Regions from separate parts of the Mus musculus genome. Here region 2 is linked to region 1. A link is a loop called in an ENCODE intact Hi-C map of the cell type or tissue named here. Cell type or tissue: gastrocnemius. All regions are shown on one strand.

The links. A loop is a pair of places that touch in the nucleus more often than their neighbours do. Peaks named below come from ENCODE experiments on the same cell type or tissue, not always from the same donor. Only the 100,000 strongest peaks of a DNase experiment are listed, where the experiment ranks them.
Region 2: a loop joins it to region 1, with 2.0 times the contacts of the local background. A loop is called at or near these places in 4 of 42 quality-filtered maps.

Annotation. Positions count from the first base shown.
Region 1 is chr3:27,613,016-27,618,015 of GRCm38, reverse strand. All of the region lies in intron 3 of Fndc3b (fibronectin type III domain containing 3B), which reads left to right. Among named protein-coding and RNA genes, the nearest start is that of Mir3092, 31 kb to the right of the region's middle. In gastrocnemius, no CTCF peak of the experiment used is centred here; DNase peaks (open chromatin) are centred at 1,302, 1,744, 2,318 and 4,812; H3K4me3 peaks cover 891 bases; H3K27ac peaks cover 1,792 bases.
Region 2 is chr3:27,664,492-27,669,491 of GRCm38, reverse strand. The region is part of intron 1 of Fndc3b (fibronectin type III domain containing 3B); the gene reads left to right. Among named protein-coding and RNA genes, the nearest start is that of Fndc3b, 43 kb to the left of the region's middle. In gastrocnemius, no CTCF peak of the experiment used is centred here; no DNase peak of the experiment used is centred here; H3K27ac peaks cover 761 bases.

The sequences.
Region 1 (5,000 bases):
TAGTGAGTGTGACAGACACATGAGGAACCTGAGGCCCAAGACGATTGCTTCATGTCCTGAGAGCTCATGACCCGAGAGAGGCAAAGACTGCCGTGTGGTTTTCCGTCCCGCACGTTACAAGAGTTATCCAGGAGCTGGGGCCTCTTAGCTTGCTAGTGGAACTGTGCTGCACCTGTTGATTCAGGACAGCAGATAACGGGAAGCAGAAATACTGGTTTACAACTTAAATTCCTTTTGCCCAGCATCATGGTTAGACTTAGCTTACAAGTTAGGACTTCATTCTCATTATTGGGAAAGGAGGGGTACAGCGGTGGAGTACTGGGACCAAGAGGGACAGTTTCCCTTCACGTGTGTGTGTATGTTTGTGTGCTTGCATGTTCACATGGGTGCTAGTAGATATCTGTGGCTGTGTGTGACCATGTGTGCAGACCCAGGCGATGGGACAAGCTTGGGTATCATTCTGCAGGTCTCCCCACCTTTTCCTGGGGCTTGCCTAGGCGAGGCTGTCTTTCCAGTGGCCCTGCTATCTACAGTCTCTTTCCCCACCCCCCAGCACTGGAATTACATGTGTGTCCTACCTTGCCTCAGTTTTCAATGTAGATTCTGGGACTGAGCAGACGCCTCCTTGCTTGCTAGTGAGAAAAGGTTAGAACTGCTTGCTGGCCCTTTCTGAAAACTCTGAAATCATCCTGAGGTCAGCCTCTTGTTTACACTTTAGCTGATTTGCCACATAACTTCCTCTGTGCATCATTATGGCATAACTGAAAAAAGAAACTCTGTATGACATCATTAAACAGCAGCTTGGAAGCCGAGCACAGATTAATGTTGAAGAATATGGTTGCTTAGGGGGGAAAAGATTTTGTTTTTATGGGAATGTCCTTGGTGATAACGAAGGAAGAAAAACACAGGAAACATACAACACGCTGTGAAAGCAGATTCAATTCTGATGGAATATTTCTCAATACTTTCCGTGAACTATGAATCATAAGTGTTGGAGGGGGCCACCAAAGGGCACAGCATTCTGTCCCTCGGAGACCGCACTGTACCCATTACACCAGAAACCGAAGAGTTTTTCTTCTTTGGCCAGACAAAATTGTATAACAGCTGTCAGAGGAAAGGGCCTCAGTGATCAGTGTGAATTCTGGCCTTGGCGTCCAGGCAGGAATTAATACAGGGCAGTGTGGATCTCGTTCTCTTCGTGTCCCCGGCTGAGCCGAGGCGCTGGCAGGTAGCCTTCCTTCCTGTCCACACATGCCATCTCTTTATCTGGGCCATTTCTCTGCTCTCCGCAGAAGCCTTCTGCCAAAACAAACACTCCACTTCCTGGAAAGCCTTAGGTCTGTCTGTTCCTAGAGCCAGCCTTCTGGGCCGCTGCCAGTCGTCCACCTTGACTTTGCTCTGGGCTAGCGAGGAGCAGGTAGAGGGGGCACAGCATAGGCTGGTAATGGAAGCCAGGCTTTCCCTAGCCCTTAGATTAGACTAGGACGTCAGCAGAGACAGGAAACTGCTCTACTCCACCCTGCTCCCAGCCGGGGCAGCATGGTTACTGAGTGGACTCCTGGCTAGTTTGTGCTATGCCAAGTGTGAGTCCTTTACATTTGACTGTTTTAGTGAGAGTGTAATTACCTTGTGTGAACCTGCTTTCCACTCCCCGGAATGTTAAATCACACTAATACTCAAAGCCAGTTGGTTGTTCTAGAGAAACACTTAGTCACTTCGTCCTCTTCCTGACTTGCTCCTGTGCACATCCATTCTCCTCCCTCCTGCTCCCTCCCTCTCCCTCCCCCTCCCCAACCACTGGGGGATTCAGGCTTGAACCTAGTGTTTTATACAAGCACTCTGCCATTGACCAACATTCCCAGTGAAGCATCTTTAAATTTTGAAGGACTGTTATAATGACCCTCATTTCATGATGAATTTTTCATGTTTTGAGCCCTGAAAAAAAAGGCAGGTGATTATCATGACAGTTTGAGCAAAACCAGATTGAATTGCCTAGAAAGCATCGTTATTGCACTATTGCACTAAACACACCGTCTAAAGGCGCTCCACTGCTAATGATTGTGTCCAGAACAATTTTATTCTCTTTTCACAATGACATTATTTTGCTAACTTGTGTTAAGTGGCTCAAGACCTTGAAGTGACAGCAGCCTGTGGAGGGAAACAGAAGTGACCATAGAACCACACAGATACTGAAGCTCAGAGTCCCTTACAGCGAGCAACTATCCTTCTCCCTTGTTTTTTCTTCCTCAGCCCTCCCTCGCTCTGTCATTCTCCTCCAGCAGAGTGTGGGAATGGTGTCATTGGCGGACACTGTGCGCCATGACTCTGAATGACACCATTGAGCAGGATTCACGTTGGATTTCCTCATTTGTCCCCTCCCCCAGGCCGTGGCTCAGCCTGCAGAACCTACTGTTTCTTCCAAAGCATTTGTCCTTTCAGAGTATTTGTTAGGTGAAGCACTGGCTGCCATCTCTTTTCAACAACTCCATGGCAGGTTTCAGGGAACTAAGATTGCCCCTTGCAGTGAACGGCATCGTAACTGGGGTTCACAGGCTGAGGGAGGGAGACTATAATTTCAACTTCCTCAATGTAAACTGGACATTAACAAGAAATTGTTCTCTGACAAACTTAAAACCTGGCAGAGAGACCCCTCTTCCCCCTTAGTGTTTCAGAAGCAAACTCTGCCTGGGCCCAAGTGAAGCCAAATTTGGACAGGGTTAAAACCATTAGGTGGTGCACTGGCTGGTTCTGTGTCAACTTGACACAGCTGGAGTTATCACAGAGAAAGGAGCTTCATTTGAGGAAATGCCTCCATGAGATCCAACTGTAAGGCATTTTCTCAATTAGTGATCAAGGGAGAAAGGTCCCTTGTGGGTGGGACCATCTCTGGGCTGGTAGTCTTGGTTCTGTAAGAGAGCAGGCTGAGCAAGCCAGGGGAAGCAAGCCAGTAAAGAACATCCCTCCATGGCTTCTGCATCAGCTCCTGCTTCCTGACCTGCTTGAGTTTTAGTCCTGACTTCCTTGGTGATGAACAGCAGTATGGAAGTGTAAGCTGAATAAACCCTTTCCTCCCCAACTGCTTCTTGGTCATGATGTTTGTGCAGGAAGAGAAACCCTGACTAAGACAGGTGGTTTGACAGTGAAGTTACTGGAGTCTGAATTGACTTTGTAGTTTTTACTTATCTCATTGTGTTGAGTATGGAATCGACTACTTGACTGTTTTCCATTATTTGGGAACTATCGGTTAAACATGATTCTTTCTACCCAGCGTTAGGATATGGGGGCTCATTTTTCTATACAAGAAGTTGCTTTGGGCCTTTGTAAGATATTTCTAATCAGCTGAAGTGATTCTGTGGCTTGAAAATCTCAGCATTGAAACAGGCAGTTATTTTGCCCAGGCTAGCCCCATGCCTTGACATTTTTCTGAATGACCCAGAGCTGTTGTGAGAATTTCATTCCACCAGGGAGACTCGAAGCCAAAAGGAACCTAGCTTTTAGAGAATCTGGACTATGCTGGGTCTCAAGACACATGCCTCACGCGAACTAGGTAAATATTCTACCATTCAGCTGGATCTTCACAGCTCACAGGACTTCCGTGGTAGCGTCCCACCAAATGATTTTGTTTGTGTATGTGTGTTTGCTTTTCTAGTTTCTTTTGAACTTCTCCCTTCTTAGATTTGTATGGCTTCATGAAATAGGGAAGAAGGACTTAAGTGTTGAAGTATGCCGCGGCCCTGAGACGCTTTTTCTCCAACCATGGACTGAAGGATGCATAGCTGTTTGTGTTCCACCTGTCCCCCACGTGCTAACCCGATTGAGCTCTCCTGCCGAGCAAGCTGCTTACTGCCGTGCAGCTGAAAATTCACTAGCAGAGTCTTTTCCTCGAGGCCGGTAGACACTGAGGCACGGATTGTCTAGTCCAGTGTACAGGTTGGGAGACGGGAGAGGCATGGTTGTTGTGCACATTGCCTTATCACATGGGGGCAGAGTGGCTCTGTCAGGGCTGGGTTCTGTCAGTGCCTGATATTTTCCCAGCAGATGCTCAGTCCCCTTCCAGGACAGATACCCAGTATGTACTGTTTTATCTTTTTATTTTTTTGGTTTTTCAAGACAGGGTTTCTCTGTAGTCCGGGCTGTCCCGGAATTCACTCTGTAGATCAGGCTGGCCTCGAACTCAGAAATCCACCTGCCTCTGCCTCCTGAGTGCTGGGATTAAAGGCGTACGCCACCACTCCCTGGCAGTATGTATTGTTTTAACCTGGGGCCAGTGATTGTAACTTTCTGATAGGACTGTGAAAGAATTCCTTATAAATGCTATTATCAGTGTCACGATTAGTGACATATCATCATCGTCAGCATCAGCATCATCATCTAGTCTTGCAAACACTGTTAATTGTATTCTTAAAGTAGCTGTGTGATTTACTGTTGGGAGTGACTTGCTGCCCTACTGTGGAAATCAACTGAAGTTCCAGCCTCCAATTCACCACTTCTTTACACTAGGCTTCCTAATCACTGTGGCACTTGAAGTCATTCAGCTGGAGCTTCATGCGAATGGCACAGAGCAGAGCTATAGGCTCTGGAGCACAGCTATAGGCTCGCACAGAGCACAAAGAGCTCACTGTTGTCTTTATTCAAAGTAAGTCTCCTCATGGTCCAAGCCTTGGGTGTTGCTGTGTTTGTGGACCTAGCTGTTCAGTGTCACACAGAGCCTGGGCAGGCATCTCCACACATGCTTTCAGAGCATCCTGTGCTCAGGTACCATGCCTCTGCCTCATCACACGTTCCTGGGTGAATCTTCCCAGGCCTGGCACTGTCCCAGAAGTCCTTCTCCTCCCGCATGTCTCGCCTGCTATTTCCTGCCTAAGCCACAGGCCATCAGACTTCTTAGTAGCAGATGCCACACCCAGCTAGACATAAGGTAGTCTCTCGAAGGAAACCTTTGTATGGTGGCCTGGAGAGATGGCTCAGCAGGGAAGGGAACCTTGCTGCTTTTCCAGGAC
Region 2 (5,000 bases), 51 kb before region 1:
TCAGGCGGTAGCCACATTACACTAAAATTGAACAAACAGAAACCCGGGGGTACACACATCATGTTTGGATAGTACTAAATCCATGCGTCTTTTTGTGAAGTTAAAACAGGAGTAGCTCTTTGGATGCACACATTTGGTGGACGCTGTCTCTCAAGCATTATGATCTTTTATTTTTTTAAACTACGGAAGTTGTTCATAGTCTTTTTAAAAACTATTTTCAGATTAGAGGTGTGTGTGTGTGAGGTGGGCTGGCCGTGGCTTGGGAAGGGTCAGTTATCTGCAAAGGCTTTAGGACAGCTAAGAAGGTGGCCCAGTGCGTGCTGAGAGTTAAGAGGCAGAGTCTGACTTTACTATGAAAGCACTCCAGTATTCTCATGAAGGCATTTTTTTTTGAGGGTTGGAAGGGTTAAATAGGTCAGGCAATAGTGCACTTCGTGGACAGAAGAACTGAGGAACATTCAAGTTAATGCCCACAGCTACAGCCATCCTTTTGGAGTTTGTGGTTTAAGCCTTACTAAGACTTGTCTATTTTTTTTTTAGGTTTACTTATTTTATGTGTTGAAGTGTTTTGTCTGCATGTCTGTCTGTAATGTTTGTAGAAGAGGGTGTTAGAACTGCAGTTCCATATATTTCTGACTTACCATGTGGGTGCTAGGAATTGAAGCAGTGTCCTCTGGAAGAACAGCCAGTGTTCTAACCTGCTGAGGCTAGAACCAGCCCCAACTGCTTTTTTTTTTTTTCTTAAGTAAAACTTTATCTTTGTCTTCTATTTTTTTAATGTGTGTAATGCACATGTGTGTATACATGTTTACGTGTGTGGGGTCCAGAGGATGATGCTGGTGTCTTCAGTCTCTCTCCACTTTATTTCCTGAGGCAGGGTATCGTGCTGAACTGGAGCGTGGAGCTCGCTGACTTAGCTAGTCCAAACAGCCTCTCTCATCTCCATCCTCAGTGCTCTGGGATTAAGGTTGGGGCACTCTGCTCCTGCCAGGCTTCTGATGTGGGTGCTGTATGTGAACCCCAGTCTTCATGCTTATGAAGTAGGTGCTTATTGCACCGAGCCATGTCCTCAAACAGAACCTCTGTAGTGTATGAGGCGGAGTGATTCCCTGTACCGTGTCAGGTGGCTTCCAATCGCCTGTAACACCAGTCCACAGGATTCATACGCACCCTCGCTCCCCAAGTAAAATTAATCTTAGAAAAGAGGGAGGCTTTTCCAGTTGCCCTGTGTGTTTTTTAATCTTACGTGTTGTTTTCTTGCATAACATGTAATTTAGTTATTACTTTAATTACTTCCTCACACTGGAATCTGCTCTCCGTAGAAGGGGCTTTGCTTCTTTCTCCAGTGTCTGTCCCAGCACTGGTCCACAGTAGGTGTCCTGTTTGTCCAGTGATTCAGTAAGTCTGTGTTGCATATACATGGAGCTGCAAGGAGAAGAGGCCAGTCTTAGAGCACGGCCTCAGCCTGGGGGACGGGGTGTCTTTGAATCCCGTGGACTGCCTCATCTCATTCTCGGAGATGGAAGTTATAACCTGGAATGATAAGATGGAGTGTATAGATTCGGTTTGGGTTTTGGGCTTCATTTGGTGTTAAGAGGATTCATAGTTTCTTTTGAGAAACTGAGTGGCCTGGCTCTATGACATGCCTTCATGTTAGTGGAAGTGCAGAGCCAGTGGTGGTCAGCAGGGGCAGTTGCTCAGAGTGGCACAGTCCCCATCTCTCTCTGCTTACTCTGGAATACTGAAGGAAGTGTACTTTTGCCATCATGTGATAGTTTAATTAAATGACTAAATGTGGAAGACGGTCTCTCTGTAGCCATGTTTGAGAAGGATGAGATTGTGTTGATGGGCACTGTCTGGGTTGGTCCTTACAGGCACTTGAACCCCATAGCACTTGCTTTGTTTGTGTCTTAGATAACTGAGCCCGCCATCCTTTTGGAGTTTGTGGTTTTAATTGCTGACAGTTGCAAAGGGGAAGAGAGAGTCACCTAAAGGAAACAAAGGAAGCAACCCCAGTGCTCTGTCTGTGGACTTCGAATGGGAAGTATCTTCCTTGTTAACTGGTAATGAGTTTGGGCATTAACAGGGCGTGGCCACATTGGTTGACAGCCAGGTATAACATTGCAAATACATATCTAACATTTCGAAGGCTATAAAGATGTAGCTTATATATCTCTTGTCAGACAATCAGTGTTTCTATTTGTAATAGTGCTATAAAATACCAAAGATTAAAAACAATTGCTTAAGAAAGTGAAACTATCAGGGAGAATAGTTAGATTTGTTATTGCCTTGAAATCTTAACATTTGGAGATGACTTTCCCTTCAGTATAAATGGCAGCAATTCCTAGGGTGTGTTAGGTTGGGGAGTTTCAAACTATGCTGAGTTAGAAAAGCAGCTTATATGTTGGTAATAAGTGGGTGAATAAGCAATACGACAATTTCTTTAGCCTCATGAAACGCTCATTTAATCATGGGCTTAGCCAGGAGAGCCAATTTTATTTGACTCTTTACGTGAAAATTGAATAAAGTTCTTACTTGAAGGGATTATGTAAGTGATGTGCTAATAGCATTTTATATGTTCTTATAATCTCTGTAAAATTGAGATTTTATTAGATAAATTAAGATTTACACTGTTCCAGATCCCTGTTGCCCAGAGTATTCTCAGCTAAACACTAGAACTTGAGAAAAGTGTATATTCAGCAGTGTTCAGTGGTGCTGTGATTCCCTGTGTAGGTTGCTGCTTTGAGGTCACGTGTTCAGGACTTCCACCGTTTACCTCGCAGCTGACTCGCCTGCTACTGGGGTTCCTTTTCCTGCTGGATGACACATGGTATTTGTCCCATGCCACATTGGCAGTCCTCTCCTAGATGGATTCAGGAGAAAAACGACACTGCATGTACCTTCGTGCTATTTAGTTCTCCCTAATTTTTTTGTTTTGTTAGTTTTTCGAGACAGGGTTTCTCTGTGTAGCCCTGGCTGTCCTGGAACTCACTCCATAGACCTTTAACACAGAGATCCACCTGCCTCTGCCTCTTACCTCCTGGCAGTTTTTCTTACTTTGAACCTGGGTCGATATTGACATTTCTTCCACAATACTTTCAGGGATATAATTTTGGTGACATGATTAAGTTAGCATAGAATTCAGGCAGAATGGGGAAAATAATTATTGAGTCTTTATTTGGGGTCCATAAGATAAAATGTTGAAAGAAATGGTTGACCTCCAGCTTTTAGGTAGGGCACCTAGCTTACCGTGGCTGTGTTTCAAGCTGCCAGCCTAGCTGTGGCTGGCTCTCTGCTCCCCAGGGAACTGTTGTCCCTCAGGTAGAGCTGACTGACTCTTAGCTTTAGCTGTGGTAGGACTCTGCCTGCAGAAGCTGGTGTGCTGGGGTACCATTTGGAGAGTTTAACTGAATCTATATTGGAGTGGATGTTGTAAAGAGATCATAACTTGTTGTGTGGAAACTACAAACTTTGTAGACTTAGACGGAGAGACTTAGATGGAGACAGGAGGCCTTCCCTTGTCCTTTGGACCCTGAAAAATAAGAAACAGAGTACGGATGATCCCAACAGGGCTGCTGATTAAAGAATATTTTAAAAATTTCCATTGCAAATTTTAAATGCTGAAGTTATGTTTTTCAAATTAGTGCCGATTAGTAATGTGCTAGAAGGGAAATCACATCCTGTGGCAGAAGCGCAATGCTGATGTGAAAGTATGATTGGGAATCTCTGGTGTTTGCCAGGGGCTGTAAAAGCTAAAGGGTTCCTTGCTCACCAGCTTCTTGTATCACATGAAGGAAGTCAGGGACCCCCTCCCTTAGAATAATTAGAGCAGGTAGCAGGGGCAGTCGAGTCAGTCCAGAGAGCAGAGTGCTGCCCTCTGCCTGCAGCTGCCCCACCCCTCCCCTCCCCCAGCCCTTCATTTTCCTCTACACAAGTAAAGGAGACTTAGAACCAGGAAGCTGCCTGCCTTGTCATGTTCCTGGAACAGCTGGCAGCTCAGAAATGCTAATCTTCCAAGGTGGGACTTGAGCAATGGCTGTTCAGCAACCAGGTGTTTATGTGGCTAACTGAGGTACTGTCTGGGGAGAGTTTCTCCTTCATTGGTGATTCTAATTCCAGGTGAACCAAGTCCCAAGGCCCTCAGAGTAGGAGGGAATCTGTCCATCATCTGTCCATCGTCTGGATTAAATGTACTGTAGATAAACTGAGGTGTGAGAAATTGAGTCATTCAGAGCAGAACTTGGATTCAGCTTGGGCCTCGAGCTTGCCGTTTTCAGTGTCATGTGGATTGATTCAGGCCACATGGCATGCAGTTGGAATCCCTGAGAAATGCCTTCTCAGTTTAAATATAGTTCTTATTTGGGAGATTACTGAAGCCCGTTTCTTGACGATTATGTTTAGAAGTGTAATTGATTGCTAAGAATCACTTTTAAGATAACTGTAGGGAAGGAAGGCAGCTGTCGGGGATGTGTGACTCTGTCTGTGCTAGGGGTGTTCTATGAAGTGGGTGATGCTGAAGGTGAGAAGTTTGTTCTGAAGATCGAGAAAAGGAGTGCTTTCTATTCATTTCCTTCATCCACACGTGAGGATATATGTACAGTGGCCAAATGGTACTCAGGCTCTTAAGCGGTGAGGACATTACCTTTCTTATGGAACAGAGCTGGTGCTGACAGAAAGAACTGTGTTTGGGGGATTAAATTATGCAGAATTAGACTGGAATAAATAGAATTTTCAATTTCTAGAGTTTTTTTTTAAGTCAGGCTATGCGCTCTTAAAGTAAGAATTAGATTAGAGGAAATTATTACTAATATTTTCTGATTTTTGGCTTCCAAATTAGAGGAAAGAATACAGAATACACAGAAGGTATCTTTTAAAATGTCTAATAGGATAGGAGAGTAGAGGCAAGAAGTTTTGCCACAGAATTTTCTTAAACTCTGGAGAAAAAGCAGTAGAAATTCATCTGGGATGAGTGAATTTCCTGAGGGATGTTGAAGACAGGA